2 separate regions of the Mus musculus genome follow, and region 1 is linked to region 2. Evidence: chromatin contacts called from ENCODE Hi-C data. All regions are on one chromosome and are shown on one strand. Each heading gives the region's core, a stretch centred on a gene start or an enhancer-like site at or near the end of the contact. The rest is flanking DNA. Distances are from core to core; before and after follow the strand shown. Region 1 holds the start of Clasp1 (CLIP associating protein 1). Region 2 holds the start of Cops8 (COP9 signalosome subunit 8).

Region 1 (7,093 bases), core at 1,389-3,888, about 28 Mb before region 2:
CCCCAAAGTCTACACTTGAGATGATGCTGGATCTCCTCTCATCCACTATTTCCCCCACATGAACTTCTACCATCCTCTACTTTCATGGGGAAGTGAAGGGGTGAATCTAGATATTCTTCACACAGAGCATGATATTGGGACATATAACCTCTGACATTTAAAATCACTGGTTCACATGGGATTGAACTTTCAGTGATAAGAGTTTCATGGGAGAAAATGTGTCCCGAATCCGTAAGAGGTAAGAGAGTAATTAAATTCAAAGAAGTCAGGCAGGAAATCTGCTCACAGAGCAGCCTGTCCCTAGCTACAACTCATAAAGCAGGGATAGCATCTTGCCAGGTAAGATGTTCCTCTAATTTTGACATGGAGCCAGAATTCAGAAGCCTACAAACAAATTTTCATTAGCATAAGTTGGCACACAAAACACAAGGAGTCCTCATAGCAAGACAGAGAGTTTCAAGGCTTCAGATAAAAAAAAAAAAAAAAAAAAAAAGCAGAAGAAAACAGAAAACAGACTGCCTCAGCTAGCTTTCTTATACAGGCAGGACTGCCTAGGGAGAGTACTGCCCACAGTGGGCTGAGCACTTCCACCTCAACCGCCAAGAAAGACAAGCTTTTACAGACATGGCCACGGGCCAATCTAATCTGGGAAATTCCCAGGTCACAGCTCCCTCTTCTCAGGTTGAAAGGAGGTTGTATCACATTGACAATAAAAACTAACACAGTTACATGTTGCCCATAATAAACAGTGACTTACAGAAACTGAAATTTTGAGTTTTACTGCTACAAGGGTGCAATTAGTCAACTTTACAAAGATGAATGAACAAACAGCTCATTAAAATTTAAGTCTTTCTTAGCAAGTAAAAAAGATAAACAATACTCAGTTCTCTGGGGCGCTGTGTTATTTTCCCTATCTCTACGTCGCTGCATCAATGTTGCCATTCTCGCTCCTACTCCATGAATAAGAAACCGGACCATTCGGTTTAGGATCCCTCATAACAAGAGTTCTATATATGTCATGAATAACAATAAAATTATCATCTCTAAGGCCAGAATTGATACTAGCCTGTGGCACCTGAATCTGGTACAAGGTAGATGCAAAGGCATCGCTCCTGACCCTTCCACATCACTATCTCCCAAAGGACTGGAGCGTCCAAAGCGCTCATTGCCACATCACAAATTAAAGTATCAGGTTTAAAGAACTCACAGGTTCCACCATTAGGTCAGTGTTTCATGAACGGATCCCGGCACAGAAATCCATCCGGATGCGACACACATGCTTTAAGGCTCCAACTAATTGTTCTTTTAATTTAAGAAATAAACACAGTTATTTTTAAAATCTAGATATATTATGTAATGAGATTGACTTTGGAAAACCCCACACTCATCCAAGCAACTCATAAAATGGAAAGCAAGATTCAATCCGCTCCATTGTATCCAACCAGACCAACGTGCAAGATCACACACTCATCTTCGTCAGAGCGGCTCTGCCAATACCGAAGAACAACAAAGGCAAGTTGGAGAGGCTGCACAGGCTTAACTCAGCGCTTGTCCGCTCTTCCCTGCTTCGCAAAGATCCTATATGAGGGGCCCTCCTGGGACAAGGGGACCTTCCGCACCCCGCTGGGCCCCGGCTGCTCCGCTTTTGTCTGGCCCAGGCTGGGGGCACCGGCCGCCCGGCCTGCCTCCCCGACAACCCCTTCTTCCCTCTGAATCTTTCTCCACACCCATCACTCGCCGATGATTAGTTGTAGTGAGGTTTTCTCTCCTGGAGCCCCTTCCCGCTCAGTGTAATCTCGGTTCCTTTCAAAGAGATCCCGGGGCTGCTTTGGCGTCTCCCAAGCCGGCCAGGGGAGACTCCGGGTCAGGAAGGGGCCCCGGGGTGGGGTCTGAAAGAGACAGTCACACAAAGCCAGGCTTGACCCCACAGTCGCCCCACCTCCCCTCTGCAAAGCAGCCTACAATCAGAACTGAAGCCGGAGGCCGCGCGTCCTGGGTCCTCACCCAGATCCCATCCCAGGGCCGCCCCCTCCCCCAAAAGTGCACCCCAGAGCGGCTGACAGCACTGGACACCGTCCCCACCCGGACCCTGCGCCCGCCGCCGCTCGGAAAAGAAGCAGGGCCCTCCAGTGGACTCCATTCTGAGCATTCTTCGTCTTAAACCCGGTACTTACAGTTCTATTATTCACTACTGTTGCGGCTGCGGACCGGACAGCCACCGCCTTCTCCTCCACCCCAATGAGGTTAAGCGCTTGGTGCGGGGATTAAAAAAAAAAAAAAAAAAAATGAAAAACCAAAATGCGCCTGCGCAGAGAGGTCTCCCTGTGTCCTCTTACCGCCACCGGCCGGGCTGAACCATAGAGACTGTAATCTCAGCCCAGAGAGGTGGCTTCCTCTCTATGGTAACGCCCAGCGCTGGGGCCCGCATGAAGTTTCAGGTCCCGCCGCCTTTGCCTTTGACCCGAATGGCGACCCGTAGCATAAAGGTGCTTTAATAAAAAAAGGTGACCAAGGAGAATTTAAGGAATGTTTAGAGCCTTTAAAGGAGAGGAAGCAAAACTCGAGCAAGACTAGGAGAAGGCTGTGCGATAAAAGAGCTAGAGAGGAGTCAGGAGCGCTTCCAGCCGGAACTTCCTTTGATTGTCGAGGTGTTTGATACTTGAATTAAACAATCTTTCACTTCTGGGTTACGGGTGCCCGCTATTTACCGGGCGACTTCAGTGAAAGAAATTGGCCCCCGCGACTTCCCGTAGCTGACAGCGCGTTGGGCTTGTCCTGAATATGCGTACAAGCGCTGCTACCGGAAGCCCAGGTTTTAAACCGTTCTTCGCGCTTTAGCGAGCCAGGGCGCGAGGTGGAGGCTGCTGAGATTGGTGTGAGAGTGTGCCAGTTTCTTTTCTAAGTTCCTTCACAACAACGTCGCCTCGCGTCCCGCGTGGCCTTCAGGTTATATCTGAGGTTTTTGGGCTATGCAGATTGCAGCGCTACTTTCAAGGAGCCTAAGGACGCCCTGTTTTGTCCTTCTACGCCCGTGTGCTACCCAACAGTTTGGATTTGAGAGCTTTTGTGTTGCAGTTGTACACTGGTGAAAATCACTTTTAAAGTGTCGGATTGGCTTCCTCTGTCAAGACTGGGTGTTTATGGGGACTCTTTTGTGCGGGAATGTGTATGTATTGGGAGATGTGTGATAACGCCGTCAGATCTTCCGGACTTGGAAAGGCAAGCCAAAACAATAAAGCCAATCACAGACCTGTGTGGTGCAGAAAAGGTATAGGATTCACATGCAGGACGGGACTCGTGATTGAATATAGAAAAAGTAACATCTTTAAGATGTAAATGCAAGCAAGTTTACTAACCGTGGGTGGAAAACCCTGAAGCGCGTTCTAGAAAGAAATACCGCCGGGTCAAGGGCCGAGCGGAAGTGGGTGGTATGCTGGGAGAACAATGTGTGGAGAGTAGTCAACTGGAAAGGAAAAGAGAAACCCAAGAAAAGTTTGATAAGTTCAATGGGAAGGAATTTGTGCATATTAACAAAAGAAACGTTGTAGCTGGTTTTTATTGTACAGTTCAGTGCACTTACATTGTTAAGTAGCCACTCTTCTGCTTTCTTTTTGTCATACAAAAAATGCACCTGTTAATTTGTAATTCCTCTTTACCTTTAGCTCTGATTACCACCATTCTGCTTTCTATGGATTAAAATACTGAGAGTATTTTGAAAGTGGAGTCATATAGTCTTGGTCTTTTTATTTTTTTTAAGATTTATTTATTCATTATATGTAAGTACACTGTAGCTGTCTCAGACACACCAAAATAGGGCATCAGGTCTCATTATGGATGGTTGTGAGCCACCATGTGGTTGCTAGGAATTGAACTCAGGACCTCTGGAAGAGCAGTCAGTGCTCTTAACCGCTGAACCATCTCTCCAGCCCAGTCTTGGTGTTTTTATAACTGGTTCATTTCACATAGTCTAATAGACTCCAGAGCTGTCAGTGCATGTTGTAGCATGTGTCCAGAGTGCCCTCTTTAAAGCTGAATAATGTGTCAGTACATGCATTCACCACCCTGGCTACTTTCGTCATTTGCTATTCTACACAATGTTGTGAACATGGATATCGGTCTGTCTTTAGGATTCTACTTTTAGGGACACAGGAGATGACTCAAGATGACTGAATAAAGGCACAAGCTGACAAGCCTGGTTACCTGAATTCTGTTCTCCACAATGGAAGGGGAGAACAAGTTATCTGCTCACTTCCACATGGCCATTATGGCCCATAAGCTCAATAAATACTCAACACAAACATAAATAATGAACAAATGAGTGAATGATTTTTTTAAAAGGTCACGTTTAATAGAAAAGTTGGAAACAAAATGAAGATAGCCACACTTGATTCATATTGTTACTCATACCTTTACTAGAGATGGTTACATAGTAAAAAAGAAAAAGAAAAAAAAAAAGAATGTTTGGTATTGTTTGCAAAGCAGTGGAGGAATAGGACCTCACTTGCTAATCAACTGCTCTAAGAGGGAACTAACCTCCCCCTGAACTCCAAGAACTATTTTAAAAAGTGACTCACCCAGAAGTCAGAAAGCTAAATGTACTCTTCATTTATACAGAGCAGTTATGTAGGAACAGACCTATACCAGGTATTGTGCTCAGTGATGAAATTATCAAAGTTCTGTGTTACGTATAGGTTGAGGGGAGGCCCAACAACCGTGCATCCCACAAGTGGTCAGAAAAGTACAGTGCCTTAAGAACTGGCAGCTCACTGCTGAGAACAAGAAGATTGAAAGAAAACACCTGGACACAAAAGAGTGAGGTTTATTCAAGGTGGGGATACTGTGCTGGGCATCAATCAGGGCCTTGTGCATGCTGTGCAAATGCTTATTGCCAGGCTATGAACCACAGACTCAACAAAAGCTAAGTAACAAGGAGGGCCCAAGGCGGGTGATTGATCTCACTGAGAAGAGGAAATGGACTAGACATTGGTGGGGTTGATGGAAGGAGGGAACTGGGTTAAAAGCTTAGAATTAGCAAACTGACACCAAAACGTTCACTGTCATAATGGTTTGGGGACTTTTTTGGTTTAGTTTTTCACTGTACATTTGCCTGGTTTATGGTTCATAGCATGGTTATCCTGTACTTTATGACTAATATCCACTTATGATTATGTACATACTGATACATTATTCTCCACCAGTGAAATGAGCCAATTCAAGCCAAGTTAGAATATATAAGGGCAGGTTTATTGGGAAACCACTCTCAGACAGGTTCACTGGTCCCAAAGAACAAGGCCAGGGAAGTCACTGTGGGGAAGGAGAGAGGGGACGAGAGAGAAAGCCTGTGCATGCAGGGAGAAAGAAAATGTGGGAGAAGTGGGGTAGCAGAGGGCAGGGTATGCCAGACATGCCATGGAACAGGTAGGGACTGAGGGATACTAGGAGAAGCTGGAGGCCAGGAACACTTTGGTATGTTAATACACACCTCATTTCCTTGTCGCAAGTCTGAGTCCAAACACATACCATGTTTGTCTTTCAGGGTTACCTGACTTAAGATGATCTTTTCCATTTGCCTACAAATTTCATGATGTCACTGTTTTAATGGCTGAGTAATACTCCATTGTATAAATGTACCATATTTTCCTTATCAGTTCAGTCAAGGAACATCTAGGCTGTTTACAGTTTCTGGCTATTACGAATAAAACTGCCATGAACGTAGTTGAGCAAGTGTCCTTATGACATGGTGGGACATCTTTTGGGTATATGCCCAGAAGCGGTATGGCTGGGTCTTGAGGTAGAACTATTCCAAATTTTCTGAGAAAATTTGATTTCCAAAGTGGCTGTACAGTCTGCCAGCAGTGGAGGAGTGTTCCCCTTGCTCCACATCCACGCCAGCATGAGCTGTTGCTTGAGTTTTTGATCTTAGCCATTCTGACAGGTGTAAGATGGAATCTGAGAGTTGTTTTAATTTGCATTTCCCTGATGACTAAGGATGTTGAAATTTTCTGTAAGTGCTTCTCAGCCATTAGAGATTCTTCTGTCAAGAATTCTCTGTTTAGATATGTACACCATTTTCTGATTGGGTTATTTGGTTTGTTAATGTCTAATTTGAGTTCTTTATATATTTTGGGTATCAGCCCTTTTGTCAGATGTAGGGTTGGTGAAGATCTTTTCTCACTCTGTATTTGGCCATTTTGTCTTCTTGACAGTATACTTTGCCTTACAGAAGCTTTTCAGTTTCATGAAGTCCCATTTGTTAATTATTGATCTTAGTCCCTGAGCTGTTGATGTTCAGGAAATTGCCTCCTGTGCCAATGTGTTCAAGGATATTCTCCACTTTCTCTTCTATCAGGTTTAGTGTAGCTGGTTTTTGAGATCTTTGATCCACTTGGATTTGAGTTTTGTGCAGGGTCATAGAGATGGATCTATTTGTATTCTTCTACATGTAGACATCCAGTTAGAACAGCACCATTTGTTAGAACAGCACCATTTGTTGGAAATGCTTTCTTTTTTCCATTGACCAGTTTTGGCTTTTTTGGTTTGGTTTGGTTTGATTTGGTTTGGTTTTTTGTTTTTGTTTTTGTTTTTGTTTTGTTTTGTTTTTTGGTCAAAAAACAAGTGTTCATTGGTGTGTGGATTTGCTTCTGGTTCTTCAGTTCGATTTCATTAATCAACCTGTCTCTTTTTATGCCAGTACCATGCAGTTGTTTTATTTTTTAATTTTTAAATTATTTATTTACTTTTTTATTTTATGTACATTGGTGTTCTACCTGCTTACATATGTTTGTGAAGATATAAGAGCTCCTGGAACTGGAATTTCAGATAGTTGTGAACTGCCATGTGCATGCTGGGAACTGAACCTGAGTCCTCTGGAAGTGCAGTCAGTGCTCTTAACACTGAGCCATCTCTCCAGCCCCCACCATGCTGTTTTTATTACTATTGCTCTGTAGTACAGTTTGATGGGATTAAAGGCATGCCCTACTACCACCTGGCTTGGTTTGTTGTTTTTGGAGGGGGTGTTTTTAATATGTGTATGTGTCTAGTCTATGTATCTAGGTGCCTGTGGAAGTCAGAACAAAATGATGGATCCCTTGGA
Region 2 (6,213 bases), core at 1,328-3,827:
TCAGCTGAGCTGTTTCATTCTTATTGAGTGCAGCTCCCGTCTTACAAACAGAATGGAAAAGGAAGCAAGTGAAATAAATCTTACTTCCTTCTACCTGGCAAGACACTTTTCACAGGTTACTTCATTTATTTCATCTTCATCCCAAGTAAGACATCTAATTAAAACAGTGATCTTAATGCAGTGAATATCTGTGTAAACAATGCCAGTTTACAAATAGCTATCATTACAGCAAATCAAGTAGTCTGCTGAAATGCCTCAGCCCCTCAGCCCCCTCTGTACCGAACTGGCCAGTTCACATCAGCATGGCAGGCCTTGTGAAACCATCAGCACATGAACCATTCCATTAGAGAAACAGATGGTTTGGAACTTTAACCTTCACTTAACAACGGTTCCTGTGATATATATGGGAAAGAAAGAGGACTTGTAGGCTGTCATTTAAGTAAATGCCAGTATTCTAAAAGCAACAGGGGACACCGCAGGATTACTTACAGACTTTATAGCAGGTGGTATCCTCTTCCACAGATATCTTGCATTATTCCTGATTTACACAAAGATGAGTTACAAAATAGTCACCTCAGTCAATACATAAAATTACAGGCCGAAACACCAAAACAGGCCATGGCACAACTCAGTTTTATATGAATTTGTTGAGGAAAAGCAATTAAAAAAAAAAAAAAAAAAGGAGGACATGAAATAACCTTTTCCCAGGTTAATTAAAAAAATTTTTTTTAGGAGTTCTTTTTAAACTAACAATTCAGATCCTAAACCATAACAACACATTCAAACCACAGACTTACACACAACCACTCAGGTACAAACAATGTGTCCATTTCGAGGCTTTGGGTATCCCTCGCAATACAGGCATACACTGTGCTGTTATAATCTGGAGCCCTTCTCCTAGTGAGTCGTAAGACACACGATTATATGTATAATGAAGAAACTCAGTGTAGTTTCTGTAAAAATATCACAGTAGGTTTGGAACTGCACCAGGCCTCTATTCTCTAGCCCTCTCAAGCTCCTGCCTCCCACCCAGGAAGACTAATTCAAACATGTCTACCTCCCCTGGTTCTCCCAGTGTTCCTTCCCAGCCCCAGCTTTTTTGCTCCTACTGAGTACATATACAGTTGCTTTGGTTTTATTTGTTTGTTTGTTTAGATAGGGTTTCTCTGTGTAGCCCTGGCTGTACTGGAGCTGGACCTATAGACCAGACTGACCTCAAACTCAGAGATCTGCCTGCCTCTGGCTCCCAAGTGGGAGGATTAAAGGTGTGCGCCACCACCCAGTTTCTGAGTAAATATAAGTAAAAAGAAAAAAAAAACATGATTTTTTTTTTAAACTCCATTGGTTCTTGATGCTAATTTCTCACAAGAACTTACCATGTTTTTAGGTGTATGTAAGACATACACGACAAGAAAAATATCGAGCTTATTTATTCTTAATTATGACAAAAAGGGAAACAGATATAACAGGATTACAGTAAAAGACACCTATCTGCTGCATGTACTCCTGCATCATCTCAAGGAAGCTTTTCGTTTTAGGTAAAAGGTGCTACTTACATGTCGTTCTGGAGCAAGTACAAAGCTAGAAGCTGACCGTACACTGGCGGTGTGGCAATTCCTCCAGGAGCCTAGAGAGCGAAAAAAGAGGGGAAAGCCTCACTTCCTAATACACTTTCAGAAAAGAGAAAATGAAAACTTAAAAAGTAAGTTTTCCAGCACTACTATAGATGCAGAAAAATGCTTAGGGAAGTATCAAAGGTTAAAACCTGAGTTTAGATCTGTTGTGAGCTGTCATTTATCTGCAGTTGGATATCAGTTTCTTTCCATAGTCACAAATATGTAAGTGACATTACCTCGGAAGGTCAGGTCTCAAATTAAAAAAAAGGGGGGGGGGACTACTTCCAACAGGTTCTTAATGCACTATTTTTCTGGCCGTTATCTTAAAAGCTTAAGTAAGCTTAAGACAGAAGACTACCAAAAGGTAGTTATAGAGGCCTGTCTCTCTTCAATCTTTATTCATTCAGCAAGGTCTGCTAAAGGCTCATCCGCAAGCTGCTGCTGTCTCCTTTAGTCCGTGAGCCCCCGCCCTCCCTTTTTTTTTTCCTTTTTCTTTCTTTTTTATTTTTATTTTTTATTTTTGGGGTTTTCATAGTTCAAGCTGGCTTCGAATTCACCGGCAATCCTCTCGCCTCCGCCTGACGTGTGCCCACCGGAGTCCTGTGCCACTGCGCCCAGCCTATTTAGCGAACTTAACTTAACGTTACAAATGGAAGCAGCATCTCTTGATGAACCCGGAGTGTGCGCCCCGCAGGCCGCGGCCCGGCCCGTTACCCTGGAAACGGCGCCCACCCGACCGCCCCACCCTGCGGCGCTACCTCGAGTTCCTGGTTCTCGCACTGATCCAACAGCTTTCTGAAACTGAAGGCGTTGTCCGCCATCACCGCCACTGGCATCTTCCCGGCCGCTCTCGCCGCCACCACCTCTGCCAGACCAAAGCACAAGCTGGCCCTCGGGGCGTCGCGCCCGCGATGAGGTAAAGGAGCTGCCTCTCAGTACGCATGGGCGAGCGTGTCGTCACTTCCCGAGCGACGCCGTAGCGGAATACAAGGGCGGCGAGCGCTCTGCCCCAACGTCTCGGTGCTCTGGAGGACCCGCCCCAGGCTAGGACGAACCGGCTTTCTGAGTCAGAGCCCTGCGATCCGGAAGGGTTCGGCTGCGGCTCGGATTATCCGCACGGGGAAATGATAACGGGACTACATTTTTCCACAACCAAAGTTGCCGTGGGAGAACAGTAAAACCGTTGGACCTCCACGTGTTTCGAGAGCGCTGAACTGTACTTCTTCTAAGCTAAAGTGTTACATACAAGTCCAAGAAACTCCAAACCTGAAACTCTTCTTGGTTTGGGTTATGCACACACCCCTCTTCTAACAATTCACTTAGCAGCCTGACTCTCACCTACACCTACTATGCGCACGCGCACGCGCACACACACACACACACACACACACACACACACACACACCTTTTTCTGAAAAAAAAAAAAAAAAAATCACCTAGCAATTGTCAGCAAACCAGGACCCCTGTTCACAACCTGCATGGAACTGCATGCAGACAAACCCTCTCCAAGTAATGGGATAAGTTTCTTCGCTCTCTGCGGACCATCGAACAGATTCTATTCAGTAATAATCCAGTTAGGTGCATTATGAGGCCAGGAGGTCTGATCTAGCCTGAATTGGTTTTAGGTGCCTGCCCAGGAGGGTGAACCATGTCTTCTAAGTGAATTTGCTGAGAGAAACTCCTATTTACTGTCTTCTGCCTGTGCGTGCTTGTGAACGCTTTTGATTAAAATCAAATACATTTTAATAATAAAATTATTTAATAAAATTCAATAATTTTACATATTGAGACATGCACAATAGAAAAGGGAGGTAACATAACTAAATTGTTTTTTCTGTTTTTGTTTTGTTTTTGGTGTGTGTGTGTGTGTGTGTGTGTGTTTTGGTTTTTCGAGACAGGGTTTCTCTGTATGGCCCTGGCTGTCCTGGAACTCACCCTGTAGACCAGGCTGGCCTCTGCCTCCCAAGTGCTTGGATTAAAGGCTTGTGCCACCACTGTCCGGCAAAATTTTTCAATCAAAACAGAATGCAGTGCTCCTTAGCAATAAGACTCCTCTCAAAGCTCATAAAAACCCCAAACAGTAATTGGGGCTCTAGAGTATGCTGGCTCATGTGGCCAGCGGTCACTCTTGACAGCATATTTCTTTCTGATCTGTAGTATGGCTTTGCTTTTGCATAAAGTTTCCTTGCTACTTTGCAAACCTGGGTGCCTGAATTTCAGTTCTGGGCATGAGAGGTAAAAACACCCAGCCAGACCCTAGTCAGTGCTCAGACACAGCAAGCAATGGTCCGGACACCACACCTGCCCCCTGCTGTCTTCTCTGGCAGAACTGGAGACTGGAACACAGGCCTCGTGCATAGTTTTAGCACTGAGCTGTGCCCCCGGGTCTCCTTTTACTTACTGGTAGACAAGGTCTTACTAAGTAGCCCAGGCTGGCCTTGAACTTTTGGAAAAGCTCCAAACCTAACTCTCACTTCTCTCTCTGCCTGCCTCAGGCTCAGCAGACCAGCACAGTGTTATCACCTGTGTACCTGTGTACATCTCATGTGCGCGTGCACACATACACACATACACAGACACACACAGACACACCAGAGACACACACAGAGACACACAGACACACATACACACAGACACACACAGACACACACAGACACACACACACACACACACACACACACACACACAAGGTGAGTGAAGTCTTTCTAGCCTGGGCCAGTGGTGTGCCCGACCTTTCCTGGTCTCCTGATAAGCAAGTCCCCCTTCACTATTCCCTGCCCAACGTCTTTTCTTTGAAGCACACACCATACCTTTTTGTTCTTCTGCTCAAACGCATGTGAACAAAAGTTCCCATAAAGAAGCTATCCCTTACAGACTAATTGACTGACTGATTAACGTTTCAGGGGTTGGGAAGAGGTTGGGGGGTTGCAGGTTCATAGTATAATGGTACTTTATCCTGGCCTGTCTTCTGTTCCCTTGACAGCTAGCCCTTGCCCAGGTGTGTCTGACCTAATAGCCTTCTGACTGTTGAGCGAAACCATTTGAAATATCGTAACTCTATGGGCTCCTCCCTCCTTGGAACTGTGTACACATTGCTTACTCAATTATGCTGTGACTCACTTTCCTCCTGTGATATGGAGGCCTGCTGACCCTGTGCCATTTTTTCCCCCAGGAAGTTTTATGCTTGGAGTATGGAAGTCAACATTGGCATATAAAAGCAAGGAGCCTGGAAACCCCCTTCCCCACAAGGTTGACATACAGCAGAGTCCTGGCCAGCAGAATGTATGCACAGTCTGTGGTTAATGCACACTGAGCCTTTGACCTTTCTCCAGCTCTGCCCCACTTCATCTCTCAGAAGTGCATTTTTGCCTTACTGAACTCTCTCTTCTACTGTTCCTATCCACATGTCTCTGTCTATATCCTTGTTTAGGGACTTAAGAACCTAGAAATCTCTGGGAGTGCCCAGCAGACCCCATATTTGCCTATAACACTGGTGTACTGAATGCTATATGGAAAGGCAGTAGACATTCTTATGACAGATTTCCCTCAACTTGTGTGTGCTCTGTTTTCTTAATGTTCATCACTGGTAAAGCCCACATTTTAGATAAACATATTAAACAGTTGAAGACAGTAACAGCCAATGCTGATGATTTCAGTGTAATAGAGATTCCTGTTTAGAAACAATTATGTTTAAAGTTCTAGTTATAAAGATTAGGGGATGGAGAGATGGCTTGGCAGTAAAAGCACATGGTTCTCTTGAAAAGGACCTGAGTTTAGTTCCTACCACCCACTTCAGGAAGCTCGAAAAGCAATTGCCTATAACGCCAGCTCTGGAATCCATCACCTCCGAACTCCAAGAGTGCTGGTGCCCCTGCACACACACACACACACACACTCAATAATAATAAATAGTTTTAAATAAGATATAAAGATTTTTTAAAAGAGTTAAATATTTTCCAAGTCCTTAAGGAATTGCCATTACGTTGTAATTCTGATCTTTAAAAATCCACCAGAGAGTTCATGTGTTCGTTTAGGTCCCACCTGCGCACTCTTGGGGGCTGTTGGAAGCTTTAGGAGGTGGGAACTGGTGGTGGGATCTTGGAGTCACTGGGAGCATTTCTTTGAAGGGGATAGTGAGACAACAGCCCCTCCTCCCTTTCTCTGTTTCACTCCTGGCCATGAGGGGAGTTACATTGCTCCATCACAAGATACCATGAGCATATGCTTCCAGAGGCCAAAAAGACTATGCATCCAAATATGCCTTCTCTCATTATGAGATGCTTATCTCAGCTCTTTTATTATCACGATGGAAGTCACACTAACACACAGCATCAGCTAGGGGAGCACGTGGCTACCATAACCAGAGGGATGCGAAGAGATAAAGTAGCAGGGCTCTATCTACAGCTGCAAAGAAGAAGTGGGCTCTGATTACGTCATTTAGAGATCATGTACATAAAGCTGAGGACCAGGATTTAAAAGATCAGTATGTGGTGATGATCTCCCAGTCTGGTTGAGGCTATGAAAAAAGTGTGGGCCCCTGAGGATGCAGGTCTGGATGGTAGCCATGGCCCCCAAGTCTTCCAAGTACAGAGCCATC

Evidence for each region. A loop is a pair of places that touch in the nucleus more often than their neighbours do.
Region 1: a map of T-helper 2 cell shows a loop between it and region 2 (15-fold over the local background). The contact joins the promoter of Clasp1 here to the promoter of Cops8 in region 2. A Hi-C loop is called at or near these places in 2 of 37 maps with a recorded cell type or tissue (T-helper 17 cell and T-helper 2 cell).

Annotation. Positions count from the first base shown.
Region 1 is chr1:118,384,603-118,391,695 of GRCm38, reverse strand. It overlaps Clasp1 (CLIP associating protein 1), which reads right to left and starts at 2,638. Exons shown (of 43, transcript NM_001359328.1): 1 at 2,175-2,638.
Region 2 is chr1:90,599,789-90,606,001 of GRCm38, reverse strand. Cops8 (COP9 signalosome subunit 8) reads right to left here and starts at 2,577. Exons shown (of 8, transcript NM_133805.3): 1 at 2,375-2,577; 2 at 1,557-1,627; 3 at 490-538. The coding sequence starts at 2,452.